Regions from separate parts of the Mus musculus genome. Here region 1 is linked to region 2. Evidence: chromatin loops called from intact Hi-C (ENCODE). Cell type or tissue: heart. All regions are shown on one strand.

Region 1 (2,500 bases), 900 kb before region 2:
CGTGGGCTGAGCTACCCAGAATAATTCATAATGGGTTCTATCATTCGAGGCTTTCTTGTTTAAAAGCCTGCTAAATCTCTCTGCCTGTCTTTCTCTGTCTCTCAGTCTCTGTCTCTCTCTTTCTCCATCTACTCTTCCTCCCCCCTCCCTGCCCCCCTTCTCTATGTGTTCCTGGACAGCCTTCTTTCTTCCCTCCTGTCTCCTCTCCTTTTGTCCTTCTCTGGTCCCCTCCCATATCTGCCTCTACCCCCTCCTCCAGGTCACAAATAAACTTCTTTTTCAAAATATTTTTCTTTTCTTTCTTTCTTTCTTTCTTTCTTTCTTTCTTTCTTCCTTCCTTCCTTCCTTCCTTCCTTCCCTTCCCTTCCCTTCCCTTCCCTTCCCTTCCCTTCCCTTCCCTTCCCTTCCCTTCCCTTCCCTTCCCTTCCCTTCCCTTCCCTTCCCTTCCCTTCCCTTCCCTTCCCTTCTCTTCTTCTTCTTCTTCTTCTTCTTCTTCTTCTTCTTCTTCTTCTTCTTCTTCTTCTTCTTCTTCTTCTTCTTCTTCTTCTTCTTCTTCTTTTTTAAGATTTATTTACTTATTTCTTGTATGTGAGTACACTGTCACTCTTGTTAGACACACCCGAAGAGGACATCGGATCCCATTACAGATGGTTGTGAGCCACCATGTGGTTGCTGGGAATTGAACTCAGGACTTCTGGAAGTGCTCACCGCTGAGCCATCTCTCCAGCCCTATTCTTTATTTAATTTATTTACATACCAAATGTTGCTCCCCTCCCCATCTCAGAGTTCTTTACCCCTCCCCCTTCCCCTTTGCCTCGGACAGGGTGCTTTCCCAGTCCACCACTGGCCACTCCACCCCCGAGGCCTTGCCTGGAGCATCAACTAACTCTCTCTCTGTCTCTGTCTCTCTCTGTCTCTCTCTGTCTCTCTCTGTCTCTCTGTCTCTCTGTCTCTCTGTCTCTCTGTCTCTCTGTCTCTGTCTCTGTCTCTGTCTCTCTCTCTCTCTCTCTCTTAAATGCGTGCTAAATTATCCGTTCATCTGCTTACTACAGTCATCTTCCATCCTCGGCCCTAGGATGTGAACAACCTGAGTTAGTATCAGAGCTTCCTGAGCGAATCTCCCCTTGTCAGCCACTCTTGCTCCCATGCATGGCAGGTAGATATACCCTCCCTCGACAGCGCGCTGCTCTTACAGCCTCACACCTTGGGCTCAGAAGGAAAGCGATTTCCAAGTTTCAAAGACAAACTTTAGAAATTCCGGTCACTCACCAGGCTTCTTGGGCCCTCCCTTTTGATGCAAGGTCATAAAGACTCAGGTTCTCACCTTGGTTTATGCTGTTGTTTGTTTTTTTTTACTTTATTTTATTTTTTTATTACAGGCTGTAGTTCTGCTTTATAAAGGAACAGGAAGTGAAAATAACCTTGGAATTCCAATCTTAAGTTGTTGTCGAGCGCCACCTGCTGTTTGTACTGAAAAGCAGCTTTAGAGGCGGGAAATATGCCTTTAATAAATACTTTAACCTATTGGCTATGTTTTACCACGGGAAAGAACCACGGCGGTGTTTTAGACAGCTGTCTGATTTTATGCAGGACTCAAGTCGTAGTAAAATAGCTCAAGAACAGTAGCTTACGCTATATTTCTTGAATTTCAGGTCCCGACTGTTCTTTAAGCCTACAAAAGAATTGAGTCGAAGTGAATTTCTGAAGAATATCCTTGTCCTTACTGCTGTTTCACAGGTGGACAAATAACATTTCCTGGACAGCCAACTGCTTTTTCCCCTGTATCTACACAGGATCTGTTTACTCTATGTGTCTCTTGACATGTGTGAATTGCAGTATAAATAATTTGCTACTGGTAATCGGCACAGATCATGAAAATTGCAAGGCAGGGGGTGACTCATTCAATTTTTATTGAATTATTGATTCTAAATTATTCATCCTCCCCAGCCTTTGCTCCCCTTTCCTGTGTATGCAAAAGACATACTTCTGGGCTTCCAATAGCTTCTTTGTCTTGACCAATGGGGCTTTCTTTGGTCAGTAGGGTGTGCTTTGAATGAATATGTGCCTGAGTGACTTCAATTAGGTCTGCCTTACCACTGACGGTCTCTACCAAAGCACAAAGCCTCCTCCCTCAGCTCCAGCTCCTGGAAGATGACATGGGTCACTGAACTAATCCCTAACAGAGGAGTTGAGCTTATCAGTCACAGCTGACCTATCTATGGTCAGCTCATGAGATGAATAGATGTTTTTTGTGTCTTTTAAATATTGTTGCTTGAGATCTTATTTTATTTATTTTACATGTATGGGTGTTTTGCCTGCATGCGTGTCTGGGCATCATCTGCGTGCAGTGCCCGAGGAAGGCAAAAGAGGGACCAGATCACCTGGAACTGGAGGTTGTTGGCTGATTGGGTTGGGTCTGGGAACTGAACCCAGATCTTCTGGAAAGGCAACCAGTGAGCCATCTCTGCAGTCCCTACACCTTTGTTTTTAATGTTTTCCA
Region 2 (2,500 bases):
TGGCTTTGGGATGCTGTTGATAAAGGAGCACAGTGCTGATGCTTTCATTGGGACAGGGGGGCAGTGCATCTAGTTTTGGCAAAGAGCAGTGTAAAGAAAATATATGATGAAATGGTATCACAATATTATGTACTCTACTACATTAAAAAAGTACAAAGCTCTTTAACATTAGCAAACTTCTAAAATAACTTAGGCTATGAGGGTTGACTTATTTATTTTTTTCTCTCTTCTATGTGCATGTATTAATGTAATTATATGTAAAAAGAGGAACACTCAGTTTATCTCAGGGTCAGAAACAAACAAAGTCCTGTCTTCCATTATGAGCCCTGCCCTTAGCTAACACAGCATTTGTTCTGTTCCAGGTTTGAAGAGACAGCAGAGTTACTGAAATGCTCAAGTCGCTAACTGTAGAATGTTCTGCATAATCGCTCCTAGGACTTTGGCTACTTATATATATTCTATATTTAAGAATTCTGTATATAATTTTAATATACGATAGTTTTTATTAAGAATTTGGATTCTATTTGATATGTGAGCTTTTTCATTCTTAAATAAATACTTTTAATATTTTAAGCTGTATATGTGCCGATTTTCTCTTCCAGTTTTCTTGGCAAAACTTTCTGTCTCAGTATATTGCTCTTACAGTGTGAAGTCATTACAGCACGCTCTGTAGTTTTGTGTTGACATTCACTGGCAGTGAGCTAGGTAATATGTTTTTGAAAGTATGGGTTGGAAGACATGGTCTGCATCTTGCTGGAGATAGTCCAACTGGGACTTGCATATTGTACTCAGGAGGCTCTCATATGTACAATCTTAGCGTATGTGTTGGTGAACCAGTTGTAACGCTCACTGAAAACTAAACAAATCTAGTTCTTCATGGGTAGTCAGTGCTGCTTTATCACTGCAGTGGTGACAGCGGGCGTCTTCTGTGTGTTTGCTGAGGGAACTGTGTCGGGTGTGTGAATACTCTGCTCTATAACCCTAGACCGTCAGCCCCGACCCAGATGCTGGCCCTCCATGGGATATGCAGTGGAGGTGCTCTGCACTTTCTAATGATGGATCGTTAACAACGTTTAAGGAGAGGAAAGGTCTTAAAGTTAAAGTGAAAGAAAATCAAAGTCACTGAGAAAGTTACTATGTGAATACCTTCTAACGTTGTAAATGAATATATAGCAATAGTAATTCTGGGTAATAGTCAAAATTATAGGAAGTTATCTTTTTATTTTTTACATCAGTCACCTCATTATACTGTATAATTTTATTTTAATGTTAAGTAGAAAATTAAGCTATAACTAGAAATAACTTGAGGAAAACTTTAGTATTCTAAGAAATGTTTAATGTTTACACTTTTAAAGTGTAATCTTTTATGTTAGCATTTAGAAGCATACAACCTTGAATTTAGTAACATTTCCAAAGCATATCTAGAATTCATGTTTTTTGAATTTCCAGGTCACTTAAGTTAGAAAAATGAAGAGAATTCAGTTGTGAAATGCTGTTATGTCCCCAGTATGAGAACCAGCATGGACTCACAGCGCCACCTTGTGGTCTCCACGCCACTCCGTTGGCTTTTAATAAAACAAATGAATCCTCATAAAACTCCAGATTTTTGAAAAAGAACATCTTTCAAGTTTTTCTGTTGAAAGATAGAATAAAATTGTTTCTGTCCCTTTGTCTCTGTCCTCCTCTTTTCTCTTATCTGTTTTGGTAAGTTAAATTTTTACAAATGACAACTTGTCTTTATAATAGGCATTGAGTAATAGAGTAATACACTATCTCAGTGAGAGGGGGAAGAAATATACTTTGTGAGAGAAAATCTTATTAAATAGATCTAAGAATAATACACTTTGAACTAAATGAATCAAAATAGTCACACAAGAGAACCATTGACCCCACAAAGTGCTATGTAAAGAAGGGAGAAGAAAAACCTGGGAATTTATGTGCTAGGAGGTCTCTATTGAAGTCAGGAAAGCTCAGATCTATTTTTCTATTTGAAAATGTAGCTACATACATTTGAAGGTCAAGTGATCTTCACTGAAAAAAGGAGATTAGTTCTGCCCCTGACCCCACAAAAACCTGCAGTGCAAGCCTTTACCCACCCAGCCACGGCACAGTTCGTACAGTTATCTGCTTTTTGTGTAGTATCATTTATGTTCGGATTTTACAAATTTATTGTCTCACTCCAAAGTCCTCACCACAGACAGCAGCGGTGTCAACAGACCTGTAAGGTCCTATGGTGACTGTAAGCAGCCACAAGGTCCTGAGGAGGTGACCCTATGGTCCAGACAGCTACCATTTCCTTTTCTCTGTCATATCCCATAAATACAAAATGAGATGGACTATTTCTAATCTAATAGATATAAAATATAGAAAACAATAGATATTAAATAAAACAGCAGAAACTAGAAATTAGGAACAAATTTTCTTATGGTGTTTTATAACAACTTAAAAATTAATACAAATTAAAAAAAATGTATAGTAGTATTGTATACTTACCAAGAGA

What was found. Hi-C counts contacts between places; a loop is a spot of excess contacts. Peaks named below come from ENCODE experiments on the same cell type or tissue, not always from the same donor. Only the 100,000 strongest peaks of a DNase experiment are listed, where the experiment ranks them.
Region 1: it touches region 2 in a loop (3-fold over the local background); 5 of 42 quality-filtered maps call a loop at or near these places.

Annotation. Positions count from the first base shown.
Region 1 is chr8:57,428,352-57,430,851 of GRCm38, reverse strand. No RefSeq gene overlaps it. Among named protein-coding and RNA genes, the nearest start is that of Scrg1, 26 kb to the left of the region's middle. In heart, a CTCF peak has its summit at 1,464 (motif pointing left); a DNase peak (open chromatin) is centred at 1,451; H3K27ac peaks cover 317 bases.
Region 2 is chr8:56,529,595-56,532,094 of GRCm38, reverse strand. It overlaps Cep44 (centrosomal protein 44), which reads left to right. Exons shown (of 11, transcript NM_001009951.1): 11 at 363-573. The coding sequence ends at 405. Among named protein-coding and RNA genes, the nearest start is that of Gm24375, 9.3 kb to the right of the region's middle. In heart, a CTCF peak has its summit at 1,536 (motif pointing left); no DNase peak of the experiment used is centred here.